Regions from separate parts of the Homo sapiens genome. Here regions 2, 3, 4, 5 and 6 are each linked to region 1. Evidence: chromatin loops called from intact Hi-C (ENCODE). Cell type or tissue: GM12878. All regions are shown on one strand.

Region 1 (5,000 bases):
TTACCTTAATCTTCAAGTTAACAGCAGCACTTTTAATCCTTTTCATCTTGGAATATCTGACTTTATCTTCTACTACTAGCTGGAAAAATATCTCTGCTTTTAAGAGCTCACGTGATTCCATTGGGCCTACTTGGATAAGCCAATATAACCTTCCATTTTAGGTCAGCTGATTAGTAACCTTAATTACACCTGTCAAGTCCATTCTGCCATGTAAAGTAACATATTCACAGGAGTGACTCCAGAGGGAGAAGGTCATGAGGCCCAACATTCTGCCTACCACAGATGGGTTTGGAATATATTTCATAGGTGGAAGTGGAAAGATTGGCTTCAAAAAGTATTTAACATCATATCTAATGAGACATTTATCCCTTATCTAGAAACTTCTTCTTTTTTCTTTTCTTTTCTTTTTTTTTTTTGAGACAGGATCTCAGTCTGTTGCCCAGGCTGGAGTAAAGTGGTATGATCATGATCACGGCTCACTGTAGCCTCAACCTGCTGGGCTCAAGCGATTCTCCCATCTCAGCCTCCCAAGTTGCTGGGACCACAGGTACCCATCACCATGCCTGGCTATTTAAAAATTTTTTTGTGTGGAAATAGGGCCTCCTTCTTTTGCCCAGGCTGGCGCTGAACTCCTAGGCTCAAGCAATCCTCCCACTTCAGCCTCTCAGAGTATTGGGGTTACAGGCATGAGCCACCACACCTGGCCTAGAAGCTTCTTTGAGGCCCCAATCATTTCCTTGAGTTCTCCCCTTCATCAGTCCCCAAATATCCTACTTGAGATCTTTGGGTGTGCAGAAAGAAGAGAAAGACAACTATCACTCAAGAAAAAATTTGAATTTGGGAATAAGAATTGTAGTTTGTGAGGCAAAAAACATGATGAAATGAAGCAGGAATTTGTGAGTGTGGAGGTCACTTTTCCTGTGGCTCTCCTTCTGCCTGGGTGTGCTGGCATGAAGGAAGCAGAAGAAATGAGTAAAGAGAAAAATAATCTGGGACTTGGGGTCATACATGATATGTGAGGAGGAGAAACCAGAAGCATTTCATATTAAAAAAGGTAAAACAGCAAAGAAGATCCAGAAAGCCCTAAGCAGGAAGGGAACAAATAAAGGCAGAGACAATGTTAAGGCCACACAATATCATTGACTAACTAACTGCTTTAGGAAAAAAAAATTATTAATATGTGTACATTTTAAAAAGAAACCATTTTCATAGAAGACATAATCTCACTACTTAGAATCAACCCTGTAATTTCCTAATGATAGTCAAGTATTTACCAAGTTCCTTGTCAAGTACGTTATATGCATATATACATACAAACATTGGAGGGAGGGGCTGTTATTATTTTTTATTTTATTTTATTTGTTTTTGAGACGGAGTTTTGCTCTTGTAGCCCAGGCTGGAATGCAGTGGCGTGATCTCGGCTCACTGCAACCTCCATCTCCCGGGTTCGAGTGATTCTCTTGCCTCAGCCTCCCAAGTAGTTTGGATTACAGGCACCTGCCACCACGCGTGGCTAATTTTTTTTTTTTTTTTTTTTTTTTTTTTGTATTTTTAGTAGAGACGGGGTTTCACCATGTTGGGCAGGCTGGTTTCAAACATCTGACCTCAGGTGATCTGCCCGCCTTGGCCTTCCAAAGTGCTGGGATTGCAAGCATGAGCCACCACGCCCGGCTGAGGATGTTATTTTTAGAAGGAAAAGGCCACATTGAAAACTGAGTGGACAGCTTGATAAATCTAAGATAGGAAAATTTTGCTGAACCAAAGGACCTTTTGGAGTGTTCTATTTTTTCTCACAAGCCCAGGACCTCTGCAAAAAACATCCAAAACTACTATAGAAAATGCACATTTTATTCTACTGTTTCTTCCAGCAGATGTGGATTTTTAGCGAGGAGCAATTTCACGTTCTTGGTCCAAATTTTAAAACTGCTAGGTCACTGTGTAAGAAACAGTTGACTAGGTTTTGCTTTCCATTGCCTTGGACCAGCTAAAACAATTGTGCCCTCTAGCCTATGAAGTCTGTACTGCAAAGGCCATTTCAACAGTGTTTGCTTCAGGTTTATCCTCAATTTTGGTTCTTGAAATCAAAAGTCATAAAAAAATATGGTAGAGATTCACAAAGACCTCTCCAGTTTTCTCTTTCAGTTGTAAATAACAGAATAACTAAAATGAAAACAGCTTAAACAGTGAAGACTTTTAAAACCCCACATAACAAGAATTGTGTAATAATGTAATGGTGTAAGTAAAGCAATTAATCTCACTTGGGTGCATAAACTGACTATTGTGAGGTTCATTTACTTCCTTAGCTCTACCAGAAAAACAAAGTAACTATACTACACTTTTGTCTTCATATTTTAAAAACCTTACCTATTATAGGAAAATATTCCCTAAAATATTGCTAAGTAGGAAGGTATTGATCATTTCCTAATAAAGGCACACGACTAAGCTTATACTGATAAAGTCCGGAAGTTGCCTGCTTGACCTTTATTAATCACCTGGCATTTAGGATACTGATTTTTTTAAAGCTACATTTTAGTCAGTTAAAGCCACCTCAGCATCTTTAAAGAATGCTTTGATTTGATCTATTTCTACTTTTTCTTTGAGGAAATCAAGCTGGGAGTTCTGAGAGCACATTCTGTTTGCTTATTTGTTCCTTTTATCCCTTTCTGTCCTCTCTGCATGCTAGGGCACACCTCACCTTGAAAAGAACTCATCAGCCGCCCTCAAGATGGGAATTGCAATGCCTTCATCTTGAGCCACTTTTAACAGAGTTTCATTTTTTTTCTGCTTTGATTTTGAATAGTGCCTATGTTTGAACACACTAAACACATTTTGGCCAAGTTTCCTTCATAGAGTTGGAATTCAGATTGGTTGTCAGGTTATTTAAAATAACTTTCTGTCTGGATTGGATCACTGTTAATTGCTCTGATCAACTGCAGTACATGGTTAAGGTAAAAAAAAAATATTGAGAAGAGACCCCCAGTCAATCTGATCTTACTTCATAGACACAGACAAATGATGAATTTATGTTAGTTAGGGAGGCCAAGGAAGGAAGAGGAGACATCATTAAAGAGTAAATGTTTCCAGCATTAGTTTCTGGGTCATTAAGCCCTAATGATTGATCTTATTTGGTTATTTTAAAGGCTACTGGAAACTAAAATGGAAACAGTTCAGAATACTTCCTTTGTATACAGAAGATTTTGTTCATGGCAACAGCTATGTGTGCCTAAACATTTTGTGTCACACAAACTCCTGCATTTGACATTTCTATCAGAGAGAACAAATAAAAATCATCCTAGAGCTTTCAAACACTCAAGCCATGTTGGGGCTTTGAAAGATCTTGTCATTTCAGAAGTGAAGAAATGGGGATGCTCTCAAGAGCAAGGGCAGCTTAATGGATTCCCCCAAAGCCCCAAAAGCACCTTCTCATGACTTAATTACTCTAAAAATTTCTATTTTTTACATTGCCTAAAATTTTCATCAATAAGAAATCATTTGATTTATTAATACCAAAACCTCATATGAAGATAGTAAACACCTTTGGGATGGTTAAGGTAATCTCACCATTCACAAATGTATGTATATTATCAGGTGAGATTGATTTAATAAATCTTTGGGACAATAAAGGGTATTTTTCTTAATTAAAAATTACAATGGAAAATTCAGTATCAGTCATGTTTAGGAGTTCTTCCTCTTCTCTAGTGTTATGTAAGGGTCCCAAGCAGCTTGTGCTATCCAAAAACCTTGGGGAGGAGAGCCTGGTATGAGCTCATCATAGTTGCACTGAGATCCTCATTATTTGTACTTATTACATGGCACTCTGCTGATTGTGGCACCTGCCCCTCTGCACCGAAGTCAGCCACTGGGTCCTCTGAGGAGGCTCTAAAGACTGAGGCATTCTGTGCTCAGCAAACAGGCATTCTTGCACCAGTCCCATCAGACATCCTTCTGAGTTTCTGTGTAGGGGAGGGCACAAGTGTCAACTACAAGAACCTACCACCCCTTTACTTCTTCTAGGCTCTGGAAAGCGTCCATACTTAGAACTGGGTTCTCTCCTCTCTTTCAATCAACAGAGCCCTCCCTATCCACACAATCCTGCGGTTAGAGAGAGGGAGGGAGAGAGAGAGAGAGACAGAGAGACAGAGACACAGAAAGATAGAGACACAGAGAGAGGGACAGAAACTTTCGAAAACAAAGACTTAACCTTCTGAGCAAAGACAGCTTCAGACCTCCAGGATACCTGCCCTTTTGAGAAAAGAAAGATGAAAGCCCCTATTACGGAGAGCTGTTCTGTTCAAGTTATCTATTGCTATGCCATGAAAGGTAGCTGGGCCTGGGGTCATCTTGAAGGCCCTTCCACCATTTATAGCTGGTAGTTGTACTGGGGAGACTCCAGCAGCTAGGGCTGGAACAGTTGAGTTCCTTGGGTATCTCTCCCTCTATGTTGCCCCCCAACATGGTCTCAAGGAAACCTCAGGGCAGCTGGACTTCTTACTGAGTGGCCAAAGGCTCCCAGAGTGAGTAGAGTGAGTATCCCAGGGGCACCAGCCAAGGCTGCCTGGTCTTTTCTAGCCTAGCCAATAAGGGACTCAGTGTCACTTCCAGTGTACTCTATTCATTGAGGCAGTCACGAAGATCCACTCAGTTTCAAGAGGAGGGGCCATGGACTTTACCTCTTGGTGGGAGAAGTGTGAAAGAATTTGTGGACGTGTTTTAAAACCACCACAAGAGCATATAAGAAAGAAGGAGGAGGAGGAGGAGGAGGAAGTGAAGGAGGAAGAGGAGGATGAGGAAGTGAAGGAGGAAGAGGGAGAGGAGGAGGAGGAGGAGAAGAAATTACTTGTTTTTCAGTTAGATTCTTTTTCTCCTCTATGTCCACCCATGACCACCAGGCTGCTGAGAACTATCTCCCTTGCTTGGAAATCCTCTGTAAAGCTCTCCTGCTCTCACTTTTGGTCCCACTGTCCCAAATCCTGATCATCACTCTCTGCCATGCCCCTTTA
Region 2 (5,000 bases), 800 kb before region 1:
AATGATTAAAATGGTCAGTGTTTCCAAATAATAACTGCAAAATAGTTAGATGGGAGGAAAATAAACCTATTCTTCAGTAGTGTATTTAGAAACCTTATCAATCTTTGATATTCATAGCTAAGGAGTCAATCTGCTTTGTAAATTTAATTATAAGCCAAATAATTAGTGTATGGAGAGAATTAATAAAAATATGTCAAGGTAATCACAAACCAGCTTCAAATAACTGATTTAACTAATGATGAGTTTTTCACTGAAACATCTGTATATGCTGGAGAGTTTCTCTAATATTATTTGATTTTAAAATATCTTTTAAAATTACAAATGCAGTATGTTTATGACAAAAAATTTAGAAACCTAGATAAGCAAAAAAAGAAATTACTCATTACCTCATGTATATTAGTCTGCTCAGGAGGCCATAGCAAAATAACGTAGACCAAGTGGCTTGAGCGGCAGACATTTACTTTCTTCAGTTCTAGAGGCTAGTAGTCCCAGATCAAGGCACCAGTCAATTTGCTTGATGAGGGCTTTCCTCCTGGCTTATGGGTGGCCACCTTCTTGCTGTGTTCTTACACGGGGCAGAGTAGGGAGAGGGTGGGGTGAGTGTGTACCCAGAAGCTCTCTGAAGCATTCTTAGAAGCATTATTTCCATCCTGAAGGTCCCACCCATATGACCTGTTTTAACCTTAATTACCTCCCAAAGACCCTGTTATATTGGTGGTTCAGGCTTCAACATATGAATCTGGGGAGGAAACAACATTCAGCCTATATCATGTTCAGGATAGAACCCCTGTTGAGTGTCGTCATTCTGTATTTTGCATAAGGAAGGAAACAAATATTGTAAAAAATGAAAATATACTGATTTGAAACTCTGCTTTTCATCTAACACTATTCTGAGAATATCTTTCCACTTAATTGAGTAATTACATAATTAAATATGTAAAAAGTATTTTAAATGTCTTCCACAATTTTTCTGTAACATTAGGGTTAATAACAACATAATAACTGTTAATAACAATGTATGGTTAATAACTACACTCTTAGTTTCCCAATTCACCTCTTGGTGGACATTTACATTTTCCTAATGTGTAATATTTTACCAATAGTTCTATGAAGTGCTATGAAGAACAATCTTGTGACTATTTCTTTGTTGTATCCCTATAATCATTCTGAGTAGTGGATTTCTGGGGCAAAGACTATGCATATTTTAAGACTTTCAATAGCATTGCCAAATGTCCCTTGATAAAGTTTATTCCAAATGTATTCCCAAGTAGCAAAATAAGAATGCCTGTTTTTTATGTATTCACCCTTAACTTATGTTAACATAGGGTAGTGTCATTTAAAAAACTTTTACCAGAGATATTACACTGTCACTTTAATTTAGTATTTAAATGTTCTATAGAAATTTTAATCAACCTTTACACTTAGAGGTTCCATCTATCATCAGAAAAGTCTTCCCCACCAAAAAATTAAATAAGCTTTCATATATATTTCACTCTAAACTTTTAAAGCCTGGTTGTATAGATTTACATTTTTAATTCATCTTGAGTGTATTTTAAACTTTATACTTTTTTCAAGTGATTAGCAAGTTGTCCCTATTTGTTTTGAAATTGAGTTGAATTATGCATAAGATTTTGTTATTTCCCACACAAAAAAGAATTCTAATTAGTAAGATATAAAAATAGGCCTTATGTTAAAGGATCCTTAAATATAAAGTAGTCCTCATGGTATAGACTCTTAGGATCATTTTATTATAAAGATTACGTAGATTGACTCCGGCCAGCTGTTGGTAATTTTATTTTTTCAAAAACATGGTGTGAACATGAACTATGACAACTCCCTGAATAACAATCTTAAAAATTAAATCTTCACATACATGATTTGGCTTCAAAATAAAAGATTGTAGATAAGTTTCTCCATAAGCATAACTTCATTCTAATCTTGAAATCAGCAAAATTAAAGACTACAAGCATAATTAATTTTGATATGACAAATTAATTCTTGCTGTTTCTTGGCATTTTCAACAAGGATATTGATTGTTATCATAATTTTTTTAACACAAATAGTTATCCAATAAAATCTGGAAATGCATTTTACTATTTATTTAGAACTTCAAACTGCCACTAGATGGTGTCATTAAGTCTTTGCCAAACTAGGTCCAATATAATGTAAAGTAAAAGATCTGAACTTTTTACTCAGCACTTCTATGTAGTTAATGATTAAGTCATCTCTAGACAACCATGACTTTAGCTGAATTAAAAAGAATGTCAAATTTTTATTAAAAATGTGTGCTAGTAGGCAATTGCAAGTGGCCTTAATCTTTCTTCTTAAGATGAGTATATAAAAATTAATATTACTATATATACTCACAATAACCAATTGAAAAATAATATACAAGATGACCCCATTCATAATAGCTACAAAATGTAGCCAAAATGTGGAATAATTCTAACAAAATATTGCAATGCTCCTTTATACAGAAAATTATCAAGCATTATTAAAGAGCATTTTGAAAGTCCTAAAAAAATAAAGGGATATACAATGTTCATGGATGGAAAGATTAAACAGTCTCTCCAAATTATCAGAAAGAAACTGACTGAAATGGTGTCTAATACAATTGTATAAATTAACAAATTGATACTCAATTCATACATAATAACACAAGACTCTACATAGTCTGTTCAACTTGAAGAAAAAAATGGGAGTAACTTGTCTTACTTGACCAATGAAACAGTATATAAATCCAAAGAAAAAAATCTATGGTGGCATCCCAAAAATCAGAGAAAAAATATAATTGGTTATTCATATGGGAAAAAAATTAAATATAAATAAAATTATTTACTATACATAAACCAAAAATAAATTCCAAGACAACCAAGAACTTGGATATTTTAAACCATAGCTTTAAAACTGTAAGAAGAAAATGTAGAAATTTATTGTTTTGTCTCAGGATAAGGAAGAATTTATTAAATAAGACACCAAAAGCACAAAATAAAAAGTGATAAATTTTTCCATGTTAAAACTCCTGTGTATCAAAAGATACCACAAATAAGGAAAAAAAAGACAAACAGTGGACTATAAAGAAATTATTGGAAACTTAAGTATCAAATTAATGGTAGTTGTTATTTCCAGGGAAAGAAAACATAAAAAACTTTGTTTCATTTATTTTACAAAATAAATTGTGAAATAAATAGGCAAAATGTGCAATATGTTGAGATCTGATAAAGTTGCATAACAAGTATGCATTTTTATATATTTAAAAATCTTAAATAAGATTTTACTCCAATATTCAAGTTTTATTTTTAAAGAAATAAAAATGTATTCTGACATAGCAGTTCAGCCAGCTGTCCCTAATAGCCTTACAGTGGGTTTTTTTCTTTTACAGTCACTTTTACAATGCTATCTTATCTTTATATTTAGGGAGAAATTCTTGTCAAAAATAATAAAGTGAGTCCTTTTGGGTTTTTAAAAATGATTTCTTCTAACACCTTCTCACAGGGACTAGAATTTTCATTTTGGCTTTTCCATTTGAGAAACAGTGATACCTCTGGAGGCATGCAGACTATTAAAATCGTGTGTCCAATGTCCTATTAAATCATTGCAAGTTTTTTAAAAGTATAGTTACTATTATCTGTTTGGTTATCAGAGCCACTTATTTTGCAGCTACCCTGGGCCAGTCACAAAAAATAAATTATAATTCTACCCTTTGCACAGCAAAGCTGCAGCTCTGCTGGCCAGATTTTTTTGTATCATAGTTCTTTCTCTTTCATACACACTACCTGCTATTTTTATATAACAAATTTAGGGCTCCAATATGCAAATAATTATACTACATTATATACTAAGTATAATAGAAAAAAATCTTAGCCATAGCTCTCCAGGAACTTGAATCAAGCAATAAGAACTACTTTTCTCAAATGGTTATCAGTCTTCACCAAATAATGAAATAGAGATATTTTGCCTTTAGCTTCCCAAAAATGTTACTCCAGTTACCTGAAGTCATGGGAGAAAGTTTTAGGAATTCACTTTTATTTATGAGGAAAAAAAAACTGACATTTTTATTCCTTCATACTAACCTCACCCTAAGTCAACTATCCTCTGTGTCATTGTTCCTCAAAAACCATGAAATTTATATGTGTTTTAGTAAATCAAGGGAAAATTTTAAAACATAAAGGCTAACTCTATCTCCTATCTTAGAAATTTGTGAGAAAAAGAGGCAAATGTAAGAATCACTGAGGGAAAAGATGCTTGTATGAAAGAAAATTTTCTTTTCCTTTTAAAAATTGCTTTGAGGAATTATTCACTTGCTTGAGAAGTATATTGATTTCAGTTGTTCAACTGTGGCTGAGGTTTAGGAGAACATGAGATAGATCCTTTCCTGGTTTCTGGTGTACATGATATGTTAAGTTACCATTAATGACGAGTCAAATTTGCCATTTAGACATACTCTAAAGAGTTGCCTGTGGAATTATTTATATACAATCTTTTTCTGATTATCGTAGAAAATTTGGAAAACACAGTTTAATGTTTTCACTTAGCACTGCATTGTGAACAGAACATTTTAAATAGAAGTCAATGTTTAAAAGTATTCAGATTTGAAAATTGAACCAAATGGAAAAAAAATTAAGTAAAATAATATGTGCTCCAGTCATGTTTTACTGGAATGGCTAGATATAAGGTAATTAGTCTAAGAAATTATCTACTCAATTCTGTCTTGAAAGTACTTCTCAAAAACCATTTGTCTAAGTAAAATTATCTTACATTTAAAAGCATTTAATTGTTCTTGATGCAACACATTGTTTATTAAAAATTCACTGAGAGCCAAATTGTTCTTGCTCTTCCTGACGCCTCCAACTCTTTTTGTCATAGGATTGAGGAAAACAATTATCCAACTATAGAATCATAAACAAAGATAAGTCAGGGAACAATATATTAAATTCCATGTAAAAGTGCTTTTCCCCCAAGTTCCACTAGAACCATTATTTGTCTTGTACCCTGATCCA
Region 3 (5,000 bases), 760 kb before region 1:
GATCGTGCCACGGCACTCCAGCCTGGGTGACAGAGCAAGACTCTGTCTCAAAAAAAAAAAAAAAAAAATTATGTTTGGATCTTTCACTCCAATATAGGCTGTGGTCTTTCCAAAAAAGTTTTAGAATATTAGTTATGCATTCTAAAAACAAATTTATCCTTATCTGATGCTGATCACTATAATTATTAAGATTAAAATTTATCAAATGTTAAAAATTAATTAAGTCACAGAAAACACAATAAGTGGTATTAAAGTGTTGCTCCCCGTCTAGGCTAAGAACAACTTTCTCCTTTGATTATTTTATAGATATATCTTTTATAGTTAATTTAATTTCACAACTCAACATTTTTTACCTGTCTGTTACATTTTATAATATAAAGAAAAATTTATGAGGCTATCGTCTATCCGTTTCTTACAAGTTTTTCTCCATATAGCAACAAATTGAAAATGTTGTGCTTATGAGAAGTTAGATGTGGTGTGTATTGAGAATTGTATATTCCAGTGGCCCTCAAGAACTCAAAAATGATAGCAATAGAATTCTTAATTAGACTTCAACTGCAAAATGAGCACAATTACTAGATATTTTGTGTCCACAATCTCCTACAAAAATACCTAGTAATTGTGGACACAATCTCCTACAAAAGGGACAAGTTCCTAAACCTTCAGAATCATAATATAAAGGTGATACCTGTCAGGCATATACCTGTCATATCATCTAAAGAAATCCAGAAAGGGAAAGTCATGGAAAACAGTTTGGTACCCTTCCCAGCACATATAAATGAGAGCTGTAGAGAATAAAGTTGGCACTATCCATCTCAGCAGATTCTTGAGTAAAGGGAATCTTGGGTATCATATTTTGAGTACCTTGATCCCTGTAGCAAGACTATATCCATAAAGATATGGACCTATCAGCCTTGGTAGTAACAAACATTTGATTTATCTAATGCCTGTTGTTAAGATTTCTATGTCTACCACATAACCTTCTAATCACATGTACCTTAAAGGCGAGAATAAGTTCTTCACTCTGATTATGAGTCTTCTTATTCCCATGATATTTTTCATTTTAAGTTGATAAATTCACGTTCCAGTGTTTCCTGTGGTCTCCCGGGTAGTTCAGGTTTAATCAGTGACACAGGACTCCTAGAAATTGACAATTGTTAGCAGACTCTGCCTAAGCCCACTTATAAATGCTTGTCTGTTTGGGGATTTATATACTGAGATCAGAAACTAAGCCACCATGGCTACAGTATTAGAAACCAGAAAATATCTGTAAACAAAGTGAGAATCTACAGTTTACTAAGAATAAAGTAATCAGGAAATGGCTGATATCACAAGCTGGATTTCACCATCCACCACTATACAGAGGACCCAATCATCTAAAACCTGCAAATGAACATCTTCTCAGAGCTGGGGACAGAGGTAAATGAGGCCCAAATGGCCTCTGATGTAAGATATTCTTCCCCACACACTTTCAATTTTATGATGAACAAGTAGTGTGTGTCAGAGAAAGGGACTCTCTTAATGGTTTTTCTTGATGATTACCCTAGAAATTAATAGCAGCCCAAACATGTCACTGCGGTGGCTGATATGATAGATATTGATCATGCAAGTAGGAAAGAGGGAGTAGAGTCAGGGGAACTTTCAATCTAATTACATAGCATATATCTTGGGCCTGACCCAGTAAAGAACTTGTATGTCCTAATTCACATATAAATTCTTCTACTAACATAGCTGTTTCCACTATGCCTACCACACTGACTATTAACCTCTTTTCAATCTTCCTAACCTGCAAGGGGACCATGTTTCAATTTCTGGATAAACTATGGACTTTAGTTAATAATGATGTGTCAATATTGGCTCATTAACTCTAAGCTATGTACCATACTAATGTAATAGATGCATGAATAGAAATTTTCTCAAGTGTAGGTTTTACCACAGCCAGATAACAAGTTACTAGCTAACAATAACTGAGTGATTAGTATGTGTCAAATGGTTATGACTGATAGTTTTATTTAATTTTTTTGAGACAGAGTCTCACTCTGTCGCCCAGGCTGGAGCACATGGCTCACTGCAGCCTCAGACTCCTGGCCCCAAGTGATCCTCCCACCTCAGACTCCCAGAGTGGTAGGATTACAGGCATGAGCCACTCTGCCCGGCACAACTGATAGTTTTAACTAGAACCAGAGGGATCAAGTGGGGTGAGAGAGCACCTTTTCAACAAAAGAGGGTGCTGTTTCCAAAATAGAAAAGGTTTTGCAAAGACAAAATAAAGGTTTTAATTTGCATTTCTCTAATTATGAGTGAAACTGAAGATCTTTTCAGATATTTAAGGGCAATTTTTATATCTTCTTTGTGAGTTGTCTATTTCTGTCTTTTTCCCATTTTTCTAATGATTAGTTATCCTCTTCCCCCTGTTTTTTATTTTATTTAATTTTCAAAATATAATTAGAAATAGATGTTTTAGAACAATTTTAGGTTTATGGAAACCTTGAGAAGATACTACAGAGAGTTACCATATACCCTACACCCAGTTTTCCCTATTATTAACATTTTACATTAGTATGGCACATAGTTTACAATTAAGGAGCCAGTATTGATACATTATTATTAATATATTAATGTTATAAAGTCCATAGTTTATCTGAATTTCCTTAGTTTTTACCTAATTATTTTTCTGTTCTAGGATCACATCTGGGATACAATATAGCATTTTAGAGGTGTATCTACTTAAGCCCCTCTTGGCTGTGTAGTTTCTCAGACTTTGCTTCTTTTTGATGATCTTGACAGTTTGGAGGAACTGGTCAGGTATTTTGTAGGATGCTGCACGATTAGAATTTGTCTGTTGTTTTTCTTATTCTAAGACTGGGGTTATTGGTTGTGTGGGGCAAGACCTCACAGGTAGAGAGCCACTCTCATCACATCATAGGGTACATTCTACCAACAAGTGATTTATGAATATCGATGTTAACCTCAATAACCTGGCTTAGGTAGTGTTTGTCAGTAGAGAACTACTGTAAAATTACTTCTTCCCATTTCTTTTATACTGTACTCTTTGAAATGAAGTCTCTATGCACAGCCCACGCTTTCAGGGTGGGGAATTATGTTCCATCTCCTTGAGGGTGAAGTAGCTAAATAAATTATTTGAAATTCTTCTGTACAGAAGATTTGCTCCTTCTCATCCATTTATTACTTTATTCAATCATTTATTTGTATCAGTATAGACTCATGAATATGTATTTTGTCCTAGGCTATAATCCAAATCCAATACCCTTTTATTTATTTTGTTGCTCAAACTGATTCAGCTTCAGCCAGTAAGAACTCTCTCAAGTTGGCTCCTATGCACCTTTGACACACCCTCATCAATATGGGTTTCAGGTTTTGCTTGGGGGGTGGGGCGTGTGTGTGTGTGCAGCATTTCCGTACTTTCTGGTATTATAAGATGCTCCCGGCTCATCTTGTATAGTACTTGCCCAAGTGGTAGAGTCAGCCGTTTCTCCAAGGAGCCCTGGTTTCTTTCGTTGGAGAATGGTATTAGAAACCACGATCTGGGTATTAAGTGTGCTTTTTGATACTGGTGTGTTTTCCCTTCTATTTTACAGAAAGAGTGATTTTTATATTTGAGAGATAAGCCCTTTATCTCTCCTATATGTTTTATCTAGTGTGTCAGTTATCTTTTAAGGTTATTTGTGATGTTTCTAATATGTAAACATTTTATATTCACCTAATAAAATATATCAATCTTTCCTGTTACTGCATTTTGACTCACAGAAAGCTTTTGTAAATACTGATGCTAAAAAGTGATTCACACATATTTTCTTCCAGTATTTGTATAGTTTCATTTCTTATGTATAAATCTATATGAGTTTTTAAATCAATTTTTCATTTTCTTCAAAAATAAAAAGCCAATTAGAATTATGATTGGGATGAAACTGAAGATATAGATCACCTGGGGAAGGTTGTCATCTTAACAATATTGGGTCTTACACTCTGTAAACATAATTAGAGTTCTCCATTTATTTAGGTCTTTTTAAGTTAGCTTTGCAATGTTCTATGGTTTTCAATGTACAAGGCTTGCATGGCTTTCATTAACTTTATTCCATAATATTTTAAATTCTATTGTAAATGGAGTTTTAAAATTTTTTGTTCATTGCTTATTGTTTGCTAGTATATAGAAATCCAATTTACAAATATTGATTTTGTATTCTGCAAATCTTAAATTCTTGTAATAATTCTAGTACCTTGTTTGTAAACTCCTAAGGGTTTTTTACATGTACAATCAAGTCATCTGCAAATGAGGACAGTTTAACTTTTTCCATTTCAATTTCTACAGTTTTTAACCCTGTTTTTCTTTTTGTATTATATCAGCTAGGCTGTTCAGTGCAATGTTAAAGTAGTAAGAATGGACATAACTTGGTTTGTTCCTAATTGTAGATACAAAGAATTGGGCTGTTTTCCACTGATAATGATGTTAACTGTAGGGTTTTTTATAAGTGACCTTAGTTAATGTGAGGAAAGCCTCTTCTATTCTCAATTTGTTGCAAGTTTTTAATCATAAAATAGTCTTGAATTTTAAAAAATGTTTTGGTGTCTGTTGAGATGATTTTGTGGCTTTTTCCTTTTATTTTAATAACACAGTGAATTACATTGATTGATTTTCAGATGTTTAACCAACCGTGCATTTTCCAAATAAACCTACTTGGTCATAATGCATTGTTCTTTTTATATGTTGTTAGATTTGATTTGATAATACTTTGCTGAGGATGTTTATTTCTGTTTACAAGATATTTTTCTCCATAGTTCTATTCTTTGGTTTTGACATCAAAGTAATTTTGGCTTCATACTTCATACTTTTTTGGCTTCATACTCTTCTACTTTCAAAAAGAATTTGTGTGGAATTGGTATGAATTCTTCCTTAACTGTTTGATAGAATTTACCAGTGACTAATCTGACATGAAGTTTTCTTTGGGGTAAAATTTTAAATTATGAATTCAATTTATTTC
Region 4 (5,000 bases), 140 kb before region 1:
ATGAAAGCAAAAATAATATGTGGACAAAGACTAAATTTTTTAAATAAAACCAATATAATCAAATTAAATAATTGGTTTCTAATGACTGGTACCAAAGATGCTGAGCTGCATTAGCTCAGTTACGGTCCAGTCTCAAAAGTTAGAGAACCACATGACTACCGGGATATTACTACTGGTATTAAAAAGGTAAATCTAAGTATCTAAACACAGAACAGGCCAGAAAAGAAATTAAGAAATTATATTACCTTTTCTTTCCCAATACTTTTCCAGCTTCTTGGTGCTCCTCAATTGCTTTTATTCCTCTTGGACTTAAGGGCCACCTTTCTTGTTCTTCTTTTGAAGAACAGTAACCAGAAAAATAACCAGCCATAGTCACCTTTATTCTTCAGAAGTAAATCGCCTAACCTCAGCAGTTTTCTCCTACCAAAAATTAAGCATTGAATAAAATACCTTCACAGTCCCTTTCAGTTCCAGCATCCTGTGATCTTTTCCTATTTATTAATAGCTACTTCCTTATTTAGTGCCATCCTCACAAACTCCTTGACTTTTATAGCTCACGTCCAGAGAAGATTCCTTTGTTGATCCAGCTCTAGTAGAGGACTGTTAAAACAATAATGGCCTATTTGGAAATTTTAAAGAGAAGAATGAACTATAGTTAGGATTCTGGGAGATTTTTATCTCTTCTTTAGCTTCTTTTTTTTATATTCCTGCTCTCCACTCTTTCCCATTCCCTTTCCATGTCCTAGACAAGCCGTTCTGTTATTTTCTATTTCCTGTAGTTCCAGATTATCCTTCATTGGCCCCATCAGCTCAATATTTTTTTAAAAAACAAAGTCCTCTCTTTCCTCCTCCAACCCAATCAACCTTTTCATCTACTGCCTTATCTATCTTTTTTCAAACTCCTCAAATAGACTTCTGGGGGAAAAAAATTAAAACTCAGTTCTTACTCCCAGAAGGTATAAACTAATCTATATACTCAAGACACTTCCTTCTTCTGAATCTCTATTTTAAAAAAATGCTTTTTTTCTCTCTCACATAGAATGAACAGGTGGAATTGATGGTCTCCATTAGTTCTTTCCAACCTGACTCCTATTAAAGCTAACTTTGCTTATCTAAATGAGAGAGACGCTCTCTGCCTCTTTTACATACTGGGGCTTCACTTATTAATATTACCAACCTCTTGCACACTCGCAGCAGGCCTTCTCTTATTTACTCCTTTTATCAACACTATGAAGAAAATACCTTCATCTTATAAATGTGGAGTTTGAATGTCAGATAAATTAATCTGCCTAAAGTCACACACCTAAATAATGGAAGAGCTCACATTCAAATACAAAACTAATTCTTAATGTGTTACACCTGACATAACCTGATGCTTGGAGGGAGCAGTGTGGGAACCTAAAGGTCTTAATATCTACAAACTACTTTAAGAATAACTACCTAGCCAGGTGCAGTGGGACATGCCTATAATCCCAGCACTTTGGAATTACAGGCTGAGGCAGGAGGATCACTTGAGCCCAAAAGTTCAAGACGAGCGTGGGCAAAAGAGTCAGATCCCAGCTCTAAAAATTAAAAAAAAAAAAAAAAAAAGCTGAGCATGGTGGTGCACACCTGCAGTCCCTGCTACTCGGGAGGCTGAGGTGAGAGGATCACTTAAGCCCAGGAGTTAAAGGCTACAGTGAGCTATGAGCACACCACTGCACTCCAGCCTAAGCGACAGAGCTAGACCCTGTTTCTAAAAATAAAAAAGAATAACTATCTAGGTTAAACTAAGGAGAATATTATTAAACTGGTTACAAATTACATAGTAATCTTTAATTTCTATTTAGTACTTAATCATTAAATTAGAAGTGAAGAGCCATAGGAAAAGCTATCTACTCCTTTAGGCTACCTACTTTGTAGTATGAGCACATCTAAAAAGAAGTCCTTGTAGGGCAAGATTGGTGAGTCACTCTTGATATGACATGCTCTGTGAGAAGCTATGGATATGAAAATGAAAGAGGCCTCTCACTGTAACTGCCTTTCTAACTAAAGTAATGACCCATCTCTCAAATCTCCCTGAACAGAACAATTAAATAAAATTATCATCTTATCTAACCGCCCCAATATCTCACTGGATAATTAGAAATAGGACTACTTTAACACAGTGAAAAAGACAGCACACATTTCCCAATGCCCCAGGAAAACAAATTACTAATTTGAGATTTTAAAATTTTAGAACATTTTTCAGAATTCTGAGTTGTATATTAATATTAATATTATTAAAAATATTGCTTTTACCTGAAATGTAAAATGTGATTTCAAAAGATTTATTCTTTTTATCTTTTTTTTGGAGAAAGTCTTGCTCTGTCACCCAGGTTAGAGTGCAGTGGCACAATCACGGCTCACAGAAGCCTTGACTTCCCGGGCTTAGGTGATTCTCCCACCTCAGCATCCTGAGCAGCTGGGACCACAGGAATACACCGCACACCACCATGCCCAACTAATTTTCTTTTTGTATTTTTTGTAGAGATGGGATTTCACCATGATGTCCAGGCTGGTCTAGAACTCCTGAGCTCAAGCAATCCACCCTCCTTGGCCTCCCAAAGTGCTAATATTACAGGCGTCAGCTACCGCATATGGCCAATTTTCTAAATTCTTAAATGCGATTCTTTGGCAGTGTTGTTTTGTGACCAAAAATAAAATGGTTCCTAGAAATAAACACATCACCTATTTCATAATAAAAAGGAGGAATAATAATTCAATTTACAGAAATTTTATTCTCATCTACCCCAAAAACGAGATCATTGCATACATTAAATAGCATCTCAGGCTTCTAAAATAATTAACATAAACCCTACAATGCCTATTTTATGCTTAGGAAGACTATAGAGGTAAATAGTACCAGTTATACTAAGATTAATACATGATATAAAGAAAGTAAACTCTGCATGCAACTTTTGAAAAAGAGAAAACTACACATAAGGGGAAAATACATAACTTTTAGAAATGCATATTAGTCCTTTCTTGCCCTCTAAATTTGAACTAACAGCTGTGTAGTGAGGTAAATCAGTATTCCATAAACAGGTATTAATTTAAGTGCTCTGAGTTTATTATACCAAAAGTATTTATTCTACAACACTGGATTAAAGAACAAACTACTACTGGAGCTATAATTATACTAAAACATTGAAAATAAATCACGAAGATGACTCAAGCTTGAAAAATACCTAAATAATAGTTGTTATAAATAGCTTTTCACTGCAGACTACACCTCCAACTACTTGTTTGCTTTCTTTTTGCTTGAATTTTTTTAAATACAACATAAAAATTCCATGAAGAATGCATAGTCTGTGCACTACACAATAACTCAAAATAAATGGTTCTGTGAAACAACAGTTTTTATTGTGAGTTTGCCCATTACATAAGAAGAATGTTTTTGGAGTCTCTGTGTCTTTATGGAATATAGAAATCCAGAAGACAACTCCTTAAATTCCCCTAAAGCTGAAGTTTTCAAAGATTCAATCGCAAGTTCAAAGGAAATTTTAGATACTTCCCATTCATAAGAGCCTCTCTTCATTTTCTTCAAAGCTTCACGGTTTCCCTGGACTAGTGGTTCACAACTCTGGCTGCAATAAGAAGCAACTGCAAGCTTTTTTTTTTTTTTTTTTTTTTTTTTTTTTTTTTGAGACAGTGTCTTGCTCTGTTGCCCAGGATGGAGTGCAGTGGCATGATCTCTGCTAACTGCAACCTCTGCCTCCTGGGCTAAAGTGATCCTCCCACCTCAGCTTCCCAAGTAGCTGGGACTACAGGACCAGGCCACCATGCTCAGCTAATTTTCTTTTATTTTTGGTAGAGATGGGATTTTGCCACGTTGCCCAGGCTGATCTTGAACTCCTGCGCTCAAGTGATCTGCCCACCTCAGCCTCCCAGAGTGCTGGATTACAGGCATGAGCCACCATGCCCAGTCAAACAACTGCAAACTTTTTAAAAATACCAATTATTGGCTCTAAGGCCATAGATTCTTATTTAACAGGCTTTGGATGGGGTCTATACATCAGTACTTTAAAGCTCCACAACTAATTCTAATGTATAAGCTCTACTGTAACAAAATATTTTTGTGCCTAATAACCATGAGATTGTACAAAAATTACAGAATAAAAACCACAGGGCTTATGGACAAATGGGGTTAAAGGCATAATACTCAAGAAACTAATCAGGGACACATTTTTTTAAAAACAGAAACCTAACAGAAAAAACTTTGCATAGTTTTACACATATTAAACGTTAAGAAGCACATGACTACTATATTAACATGGCACTTCATTTTGAAAAGACCTGAAGCTTGCTTGTCAAAGTCGACTTCAGAAAGGTTGCAACTTGCGAATTCTGTAAAGGGGAGAGTTATTCAAAATTTGACAGAAAGTTGAAATGCCACATGTGGATGAGTGTGGCTCACAACAAAAAGGTAAATGAAGGTAGCCAGTAAAGGACTGAAGTGTGTGTCTACTATGTATTCCTACGCAGCATGGTTAAGCTAGTTATAGTTTTCTGCATTCACCTAGTGCTTCTTCAGGTTTCAGACATAAACAAATGCAAAATTAACGTTAAGCTCAAATCGTTCCTAATATGTCAATTGTGTGGGAACAAACTCATGGTTTTTTTTTTGATAGATTAAAGCATGTGTGTATATATGTGTGGTGTGTGTGTGTTTGGGGGGGCGGTGGTGTAGTTAGTTAGTTACTTAGTTAAGACAGGGTCTTGCTATGTTACCCAGACTCGTCTTCAATTTGTGGCCTCAGGTGATCCTCTCATTAACCAAGTTTTTAAATGTTGAAATGATTTCAACCAAGATTTCAATGTTTTCAAATCCGGTGGTATAGCAGAAGTGGCTCTATAGCCAGGCTTAAAAATTACTGCTTTAAAAATATATATAGTTGAAACCCTAGTTGTACAGGCTCAAGTTACATTATATATGTATTATGTGACTACTAAATAATCAGACTGATTCATCAAAAAGC
Region 5 (5,000 bases), 240 kb before region 1:
CGAGACTCCGTCTCAAAAAAAAAAAAAAAAAAAGAGCCACTTCTCAATGCTGAATTACATGGGATATGGGAGAATGAGCAATCTTCTGTTGAACAGGAAGTTTGCTTACCAGAATGAGCTTTCAAAGGCCAAATTTAAAAATTCTTACAAGATGGAAAAGTGTATTATAATAGGAGAGGGAAGTGAAATTCCAATAAAGAATGGATCTACCACACATAATACAATATCAATATGACACACTACTTGGAGGGAACAGATGACCCAGAAAAGCAGCTTGAGGGGCTATGGCTTACCAGAAAACTATGTCTAGACTAGTCTCATCTCCAGAGGAATGTCAGTTTCTGATAAAAGGACAACTTCTGCCTAAAATATACTCTCGTGAATCAGTATGTACTTTATGGTGGTAAGAATTCACTGAAAAAAAAATCATAAATAATACCAGAATATAAAAACAAAAGATGTCAAGAACATCTGTATAAAACACAGAGGCTAAATAGTGACTCCATGAGAATACAAAGGCTTCCTATGATCAATTCAGGTATGTGTGACTGAATATGTATGTCTCCAAGTGAGTGTGGTAACATCTGACTGAGCAGACTGACAATGAAAAGTACTTAAAAGTATATTTTTAGGTTTATCAAGAGGTCTCATTATACTTAGGTCAGTATTAGTTAATAACCAAGATAAATCATCAAGGCTATGGGTAGAAGTTCATAATTATGAGAGTTCAATTAAGTATGTACTTGTTGAATTGTTTTAAAATTTCAAGAGTCAGTGTGCATCCTTACATGTAATGCCTTCCTAAGGATGGTGGGTGATAGCCATCAAAGCAAAAATTCTTATTCTATTTACTCTGAACAGAATTTACATAAATGAGAAAAATAATAAAACTGTAATCTTTTCTACTTTACTTTGAAGATATGTAGTAGAACTACTATAAAAGAAAAAAGTTAATAAAATTTAAGAGGATTAAGAACTATTTCAAAAATAACAAATAAAAAGCACAAAATTGTTTTGAAAAGACAACGATGGTATGTATAAAAAAATACATAGAAAAATATTAAAGAAGGATAATAAAAGAATATATATCAGAGATTGAAGATTCTAATATAAAAGAAAAAAGTTAATAAAATTTAAGAGAATTAAGAACAATTTCAAAAATAAATAAAAAGCACAAAATGTTTTGAAAAGACAATGACTGTGTATAAAAAAAAAGAAAAATATTAAAGAAGGATCATAAAAGAATATATATCAGAGATTGAAGGGTAACAAGAAAGCGAGACTTTTTTAAAGTTAAAAAAATTTAAGTTATGCAAGTCACTAGCTAGCTATGTGAGTCATTAATTACCTCAGGCTTCAGAGACATTATTATATATAAAATGATAATTTGGAGAAGATGATCCCAATGGATTCAATATCCTCTAATATTTTTATAAATTTATAAACCAGATAAGCAAAACTTATGCACACAAGTAATGGTCATTATATTTACAAACAGTACTTATCCAATAATATAAGACACATATTTGGAACACCATAACCCAAACACTGGATGTAGTAATATTAAAGCAAGAATCGTGTATGTATTTCAACTATCTTCAAAATAAAGAAAATACATAAACTTTTTTGGCATTGACAATTCTTATTTGAAGACCAGAATTAGGTTTTCCTAATATAGTGAATCTGAAAAAAGAAAGCCTAAAAAAGAGAGGCATTAAATAAGGGACTCAAGAGAATGCAGGCAATTAAGTCGCAAAATGACATATAAATATAATTCTTCACCAACACAACAGATTTAAAATAGGGCTATATTCCTATTAGTAACAGAAATTATATTTTATACATTAAAAGAGTAAGGAATTAGTGTATTCCAAGTTCCTAAATTAAACCATAAACATTGATTACAAAATTAGCATTGAACTATATAGCTACATATCATAATGAAAAGCTTTACCAGTTATGGTCACCAACTATTAAATACCTATGTTCAAGAAAAACATTATTAGTTTCCTTTGGTGACAGACATTGAAAATAACAAGGCTAAATTGAGCTCACCAGCCAGAATAGAAACTGAAATTTGAAAAATAGAAATCTTAATATCATCTTTGTTGAATATTTGAGGAGAAACATGGCTCAGTTTAAAATCTGAGCCATGTTTCTCCTCAAATATTCAATAAAACTGCACTCTCTTTTACCTTCCATGTATTGAAATACTGGAAAGGACATATTTTTCTCAAAACTGAGAGGTGAATTAAGGAAACAAATGAAATAAAATACAAATGTGAAAAGAAGCCACTTTCATTTTTTTCAGTGGCTTTGGTTTAGCATCTAAGTGATAGCATTGTTCAAAAGAATTTTGTTTACCACCAGATTCAGAAGTCAAGAGAAATTATCCTTCCCATTTGAAGCAGCCGCATAAAATAGATGACCTGCTGGACTCTTAGATAATGTCTGGGGCCCTGGGTAAAGTAGGCCTGTGGCAGAACTTCTCCTTACCTGATCTCTGTGGACTTCTGATGTGGAAGGCTCAGAGCTGAACATTAAAGCACATGTTTTACAGGATTGGGAGCCGAAACCAGACTCCAGCTGATCCTTACAATGAGGACATTTCATTTTCTGCTCCATCTCAAAATTTAGCTAAGAGATAGTGACAGTGGGCCCAAGGAAGTCAATTTACCAACAAACCTTCCTGTGTGAGGCAAAAGCAAGATAGAAGAGAGGTGCAAATCTGGATCTCCTATTTCATACTATCTCCCCCTGTTGGCATGGAAGTATACTAGTCAGTTCTGGATTAAAGGAACAGATACAGCCAACAAATGTTGCGTTTTCGAGCAACAAACGGAAAATCCTTGTACATTAAGTAAAGAAACACTATCTAAGAAATAAATCTCTGTTCTACTTGATTTTTTTTTTTTTTTTTTTTTTGAGACAGAGTTTCGCTCTTGTCGCCCAGGCTGGAGTGCAATGGCATGCTCTTGACTCTCTGCAACCTCTGCTTCCCGGGTTCAAGTGATTATCCTGCCTGAGTCTCCTGAGTAGCTGGGATTACAGGTGCCCACCACCGTGCCTGGCTAAATTTTTTTGTATTTTTAGTAGAGACGGGGTTTTACCATGTTGGCCAGGCTAGTCTCGAACTCCTGACCTCAGGTGATCCGCCCGCCTCGGCCTCCCAAAGTGCTGGGATTACAGGTGTGAGCTTACTGCACCTGGCCTTTGATTTTTTAAATTAGATAAATAAAATACCTGATTTTATTCCTAAGAAACATATAGAAGTCTTCTTATTTTAGGTTTTGGATCTCAAGGTCTCTGAGAATATACCTCACTTTCAAGCACTTCTTGAAACAAAACCTTGCAGATAGCTGTGCTACAAAGCTTTTCTTAATCCAATGTGTTTTAATTTTTTTTATTTTTTATTGAGGTATAACTCTCCAATACTTTATAATTCTTCATTCAAAGGAAAAGAATATAAATTATGTGTAAATGATCTCTAAGGTCTCAACAGAAATAAAAATTTTAAATTTCCTTGCCACAAAAACCTACTACACTTAACACAAAATGAAGTGTCAGGGCTAGAGAGGAAGTAGAGTGGGATACTCAAAACCATAAATGTTTAATCGGAAAGTAAGGCTCCACTTTTGATAACCTATTCTATAATGATTTGTTAATTGCTTTATAAATCCCTGCTTTATTCATTCATTTTTTTAAACAAAGATACAACTACTAGATGCCAGGTATCATATTCAGGCATTGTACAGAACATTCTTTCTAAGGGACCAAAGTTCAAGAAACTTTATGAAACCAAATAAGAAAAATAGAAAAGAGCAAGAGAGTCAAAAGTCTTACTCCGTAAAACTTCCCTGGGTCACAATTCTGACATAAACATCTCCTTCTTTAAAGTCTTTGGCTCCCTTTATAATTAGATGCAATCAAAAAAAAATTTTTTAATTTTCTTGCCTTTTTGCATAATTTCCTCTAGTTTTCTTTTTTGGATACTCACTTTTTAAATTTTATTGTCCGCAACAACCATTCTTTATATCACGTCCATCAAAATAAATCTCATTTTGTACACTGAGAATAATTTTATAAAATTTTATATTTAATAAACAATAAAAGACAATATAGGGTAAAGAATTTCTTAGGAGAAAGCATTTTCTCGGCATTTTAGATGGATTATCTCATTTAACTCCCCACATTAACCCTATGAAATAGTTTCTGTTACAAACCCTAGTTTACAGATGAGAAAACTGAGGTACAGAAAGTTTAACTTGCCCAAAGTTATATAGCCAAAAAATAGCTGATGCCACATATTCAAATCCAAGGACTGTGGATCCAGAAACTATGCAACTTTGTTCCAGAAACTATGCAATTAACTACTATACTGTTTCTTAGATTAAGTCACTGCTCTATTTCACCAAAGGTATTCTTTTGCCAAAAAAGAGTCTCCAAAGATACATTAACAATTTATTAATTTTGTTTTTCTACTTAAGTGTTGATATATTCAGTAAACAATGCGTATAGTTTCCCAGTATTCACTCCCTGCACTCATTTTTCCCTAACTGTAACCATAATTTGAATTTTATACCAGAATAAGTTTATATTTTCATTAAAATAAAATTATATTTTCCTATATTTTATTCCCTGATTGGTTTCACTTATTTATTTTTTAAATATTCATTAAGCATTAATTAGGTGCCAGGCACTTACCCAGGCTCATAAAATCATAAAACATTAAATCTGGAAGCAATTTTCAACATTAAATGTGTTGAAATCAGTGCTTACAGTCAAAGAATATAAAATCTTAAGATGCTGGATTTGTTACTTGTTCTAGCACAGAGAGAAGCTAATTTTGGTGTTTCTTTGTTCATCATCTGTACTCACTGGTTTTGCTCTTCACAACTAGAAGACTTTAATGTCATCTAGATACCTCACTAGGAAGACCCTCCTCTTTCAGATCATTTATAAAGACAATAATCACAACAGATGTTGTACTAATTCCCTAG
Region 6 (5,000 bases), 790 kb before region 1:
CTGAGAAAGAATGCTCAAAAACAGAAATGAGAGATTTCCTCCTCCAAATGTACTTTGGTCTTCCTTTCATAAATTTAAAATGTTTATTGTGATTAAAATATTTGACAAAAATCAATGGGCAAAAACACAATGAATTCAATATTTTTATAGTTGTTATAGATTTTATAAACTGATTAATTACTCAATTCTCCATGAGAATTGGTCAGTGGAAATCTAAGTAGAATTGAGAGAAAACAAATAATGACAAAGCCTGGAAAATGTAGAACAATTGAATAATATAACTTGAGAAGTGAAATGTTAATCTTACTTGTCTGACAATTTTATTGTAAATGATTCATGCTCACATAGCACCTAAGTCCATTTTTTGTTACTATAAAAGAATGCCCAAGGGTGGGTAATTTACAAAGGAAAGAGGTTTATTTGGCTCACAGTTCTGCAGACTGTACAAGAAGCATGGCACTGGCATCTGCTTCTGGTGAGGGCTTCAGGCTGCTTCCACTCATGGCAGAAGGGAAAGGGGAGCCAGCTGTGCAGAGATCACATGGCTGGAGAGGAAGTATGAGAGCAGGGAGGTGCTAGACTCTTTTACCAATCAGCTCTCCAGGGAACTAATAGAGTGAGAACTCACTCACCCCCAAGGAAGGGCACTAACCTGCTCATGCAGGATCTGCCTCCATGACCCAAACATCTCCCACTAGGCTTTGCATCCCAACACCACCACATTGTGGATTAGATTTCAACATGAGATTTGTTGGGTGCAAACATACAAACCATAGCACATAGGTAAAGTATTAACACAAGAAAATATATTTAGAAGTTGGTGTTTTCACTGTACAGATTACAAGTTGACAAGAACACATGTTGTTTTTGCTTGCCCAGTATTCATTCTCCCTCTTCAGTTGACAGCACTTTAGACGAATACATTCAAGGAACCACCCCTTTTTCACACTCCACATAGCTTCTCTCTATGACTAGATGCTCTCTTGGGGAGAGCATGTAATCTGAGACTGGCCAATCAGTGGATTCTAACCTCAGGGGCTATAATGATTGATTCAGTGTTGGGCAAATGACCCAGGTTAGGCTAGTGAGATCTTGGATCTTTTGGTAGGATCACTGAGAAAAACAAAGTAATGCTTCCTGATATCTTTCAGTCTGTGGATCCAACTTATTTGTGAACTTCTAAATTAGCTGAGCTCCAATTCTCTTTGTTTAAACCCAGTTTGAGTTGTGTTTCTTTCAATTGCAATCAAGAGAGCATGATGATTATATGACAGGTCACTTTGGCTGAGGGAATCAGGGAAAGTTCCATGGAAGATGTAACCCTGGGCAAGATCTTGAAAAAAGCTAGATAGAAGGAAGCAGGGATGGAGAGAAAGGCATTGCTGATGGTGCAGCTGCATGAGTCAAGGAATTGGGGTCAATCTGAAAAGGAACATGGTTACAGGGGTCTCTGAAGCTCAGGATGCATGAAGGATTCCAGGTCTCTGGTCTTAGCCACCACATCCAAACTCCAGTCAGCCCTGTTAACTCCACAGTATGCCATGGAATGGGATATACTCCTAAGGAGAAAGAATGTGCCTTCGAGTGTGGAGACACACAGCCTGGAGCTGGCATGAACAGAGACAATGTAATGGTAATGGAGACATAAGCAGAGACCAACCTTCAAAGGTGAGAACCCCACATCCATGGTGAGAAAATTCTGGATCAAGCAGCATAGAAACTTCAAGTCTTCCCCGTTAATATCTTGGTTGCTCAAGGAGAATTGTGGAAGAATAGATTGTCTGAGAAAGGTCCCCACCGAAGATGGTGACTTCCTAACATTTTTGACACAGTAAGAAAGACATATCAGAACACATAAGAATATTTTAAAAATCAGGAGTTCATACAACAGTATTTATCCTTATTTACCTTTACTACTTGTTATGTACTCTGATATTTTCTATTCTTTCTTTCTTTCTTTCTTTCTTTCTTTTTTAATGCTGGTTGGACCCACTACATTGGTTCCATGGCCCACTTTGAAATCAAGTTTGAAAAATACTGACCTAACAGTGCTGTTAGGAAGCACCAGTAGATGTCACTGTAGGTGACCACGCCAGTGTAACAGCTGCAGCCAGTGACCATGACAACGTTGGCTCCCTGCCAAGAACCACAGTGTCACTTAACTGTGTTTATTTTACTTATTTTTTTTTTTATAGGCCATGTAGTTAGAAGGTTCTGCATTTCAAAAACATGAAGGGACACAGAGGGAAAACTCTCCTTCCCATTCCTACCTCTTGGTCACCTGGTTTTTTTCTCAAGGGTAAATAATGTTACTAGTTTTTTCTGTTTTCTTCCAAAGATATCTTATGCATGTAAAAGTGCACGTGCACACACATACACACACACACTTTTTCTCTTCTTTTACAAAAGGATAGCATAATTATAACACTGTTCTGTACCTTTCTTGTCTTTCCTTAGCATATATTAGGGATTCTTCTACCAGCACGCACAAAAGGAAAGCATTCCCATTCTGTTTATAGTTGCATAATATTCCACTGTACATAGTGCCATTATTCAAACAGGTACCTCCTGACTACACATTTGGTTTGTTTCCAATCTTTTGCTTGCACAAACAATGCTGCAGGGACTAACTTTGCTGACTCATCATTTTACACATATGAGCATATTGATCCTAGGATCCTTGGAAATTGATTCTTGAAACAAAGGGTATCTATATTTTTAATTTTGATAGATATTACAAAATTGCTGTCTAGAAGCTTTTCTAGTTTGTACTAGTTTTACACTTTCATTTTCTTGAAACTACCATTACTAAGTTTCCTGATCTTTGCCAATTAATAGGTAAAAACCACATCAGTGTGGTTTTAATTTACATTCTTTTGTTATGAATAAGTTTGGGTACCTGTTTCATATACCTAAGAACCAATGGTATATTTCCTTTTTTTGTTGTTTTGTTTTGAGAGAAAGTTTTCGCACTGGTTGCCTAGGCTGGAGTGAAATGGCACAGTCTCCTCTCACTGCAAACTCCGCCTCCCAGGTTCAAGCAATTCTCCTTGCCTCAGCCTCCCAAGTAGCTTGGATTGTAGCCATGCACCACCACTCTTGGCTATTTTTTTGTATTTAGTAGAGACGGGGTTTCACCATGTTGGTCAGGCTGGTCTTGAACTCCTGACCTCAGGTAATCCACCCGCTCAGCCTCCCAAAGTACTAGGATTACAGGCATGAGCCACCGCGCCCGGCCCCAATGGTATATTTCTTGTCTACTCTCTTTTCACATCCTTTACATCCACTTTAAAGAGCAGCCATCAGCCATCAGCTGTTAAATAAAGCAAGCACTAACGCTTGGCTCAGCTTGTCTAAATATCAAGTAATTGTGTATGTATTGAGCAAAAACTAGATCCTTGCTAAGCATTGTGCAAACCACTATGGAGCAGACAAGATATATATTCTAAGAATCGTTCATCTGTATGGAGCCAACATAATTATTCCAGCTACCTTCTCACCTGACACACTCTCAAAGTCTAGATTACCACCAGTGCAATACCAATCGCTAGGGCAGATAATGTAATTTGTCACCTAAATCCCTGTTAGTAACAAATACGCTAGGTGCTGGTGATACAAAGATGAATATGACAGTTTTTAGTGAAAAAATAAACAAAATAAAGCAACTGAATTGAAGGTATAAGTGCTGAAAACTGTTCGTGGTACATCAGTGGGTAAAGTTGGGAGTGGTCAATTCTGCTGAGGTGGAAAAGCTTATTAAAGGAGCTATATGGTGGGTAAGCTTCCTCGAGGGGGCTCCATAAGTACACACTCAGTTCACTCCACTATCTTTGCCTGCTTGACTTGCCAAAACATAGCTGGTTTTCTCAACAACTGAGTCTTTTAACTTAGCTCATTCCTGCAAATTACTTCCCATATTTGCTTTACATTGGTCTTTTCGTTTCCTTTTAATATATAACCTATAATCTAGGGTCCTGATCATGTTCCGTAGCCTGGGATTCTTTTATAATTAACACACTTAAAGAGATAGGTCCCTCAGTGGCTTCTGAGCAGAGGTTAGTCCTGGCTTTGACATCACACAGTGTCGAACCTGTGAGGAATGACTTTGGCTGACCAATAATGTGGTAAGTACAGTAACTACCACCAGAGAAAGCCTTTCCAACCCCTCCTTTCACCTGAAAAGCAAGGATTAGTTCTTACTCATACAAAGCCTACACAATGCAGGCATTCAATAAATATCCTTGAATGTGTGAAAGGACAGCAGGTACAACACTAGGCTGATGTCAAAGCCAGGCCTAACCTCAGCTCAGAAGCCACTGAGGGACCTGTGTCTCTAAGTGTGTTAATTATGGAAGAATGCCTGACCACAGAACATTATTAGGACCCTTGATTATCAAATGGTCACATCTGGGTCAGGTAGGTGAGTTAGGTTTTACAGTATCTCAAAGAGTTATTTAATTCATAACTTTGGAAAACAGATAAATAATAAAAGCATTTATTAACCACCAACTTAATTATATCGAGAAATATATATCCCAAATGTCTGCTGTTGGTATCACCTTATTAACTACGAATCTTACCTTACCTGGGAGTTATAACTCTCTAGCCATGAGTTCAGGACCTCAATTATCCATCATTGTGTTTTCTTCTGTTACTCACTTTCCCCCTTTCCTAAATCCCACACTGGTCCTTGTCAATTAGATAAATGATTTTCAGCCTGTCTCCACATTTGCTCAGTACCTAATGATTGAATTAGAAGGTTTGATAACTTCTGGTGCAGGACGGGCATTTGTCACTGCCGTATCTGGAGTCTCCTAGTGTCTTCTGTTCTGGACATCTACATGTCACGGTACTGTGTGTTGGACTTACCTTCTCACGTAGTCTTTTCTTGCTCAATATTTCTGGTTTTCAAGACAATATTCTGGTTACTTATTCTAAGGTATTTCTTTCTTTGTAATAATTGAGGTGGCTTTTTGGCTTAGAACTTTTTAAAACAATAT

What was found. A loop is a pair of places that touch in the nucleus more often than their neighbours do. Peaks named below come from ENCODE experiments on the same cell type or tissue, not always from the same donor. Only the 100,000 strongest peaks of a DNase experiment are listed, where the experiment ranks them.
Region 2: a loop joins it to region 1, with 8 times the contacts of the local background. A loop is called at or near these places in 29 of 110 quality-filtered maps.
Region 3: a loop joins it to region 1, with 12 times the contacts of the local background. A loop is called at or near these places in 21 of 110 quality-filtered maps.
Region 4: a loop joins it to region 1, with 2.0 times the contacts of the local background. A loop is called at or near these places in 3 of 110 quality-filtered maps.
Region 5: a loop joins it to region 1, with 3 times the contacts of the local background. A loop is called at or near these places in 10 of 110 quality-filtered maps.
Region 6: it touches region 1 in a loop (5-fold over the local background); 30 of 110 quality-filtered maps call a loop at or near these places.

The regions. Positions count from the first base shown.
Region 1 is chr5:108,678,489-108,683,488 of GRCh38, reverse strand. No RefSeq gene overlaps it. Among named protein-coding and RNA genes, the nearest start is that of LINC01023, 47 kb to the left of the region's middle. RefSeq lists an enhancer at 1,594-2,094. In GM12878, a CTCF peak has its summit at 1,998; a DNase peak (open chromatin) is centred at 1,998; H3K4me3 peaks cover 246 bases; H3K27ac peaks cover 481 bases.
Region 2 is chr5:109,476,578-109,481,577 of GRCh38, reverse strand. All of the region lies in intron 4 of LOC105379117 (a long non-coding RNA gene), which reads right to left. Among named protein-coding and RNA genes, the nearest start is that of PJA2, 69 kb to the right of the region's middle. In GM12878, a CTCF peak has its summit at 2,128 (motif pointing right); no DNase peak of the experiment used is centred here.
Region 3 is chr5:109,436,198-109,441,197 of GRCh38, reverse strand. No RefSeq gene overlaps it. Among named protein-coding and RNA genes, the nearest start is that of PJA2, 29 kb to the right of the region's middle. In GM12878, a CTCF peak has its summit at 2,216; no DNase peak of the experiment used is centred here.
Region 4 is chr5:108,815,770-108,820,769 of GRCh38, reverse strand. All of the region lies in intron 3 of FER (FER tyrosine kinase), which reads right to left. Among named protein-coding and RNA genes, the nearest start is that of FER, 70 kb to the right of the region's middle. In GM12878, no CTCF peak of the experiment used is centred here; a DNase peak (open chromatin) is centred at 1,969; H3K27ac peaks cover 341 bases.
Region 5 is chr5:108,922,286-108,927,285 of GRCh38, reverse strand. All of the region lies in intron 10 of FER (FER tyrosine kinase), which reads right to left. Among named protein-coding and RNA genes, the nearest start is that of FER, 180 kb to the right of the region's middle. In GM12878, no CTCF peak of the experiment used is centred here; a DNase peak (open chromatin) is centred at 2,598; H3K27ac peaks cover 1,012 bases.
Region 6 is chr5:109,466,056-109,471,055 of GRCh38, reverse strand. LOC105379117 (a long non-coding RNA gene) reads right to left here. Exons shown (of 8, transcript XR_001742838.2): 3 at 4,870-5,000; 4 at 1,661-1,814. Among named protein-coding and RNA genes, the nearest start is that of PJA2, 59 kb to the right of the region's middle. RefSeq lists an enhancer at 2,166-2,245. In GM12878, CTCF peaks have their summits at 2,073 (motif pointing right) and 3,800 (motif pointing right); a DNase peak (open chromatin) is centred at 2,135.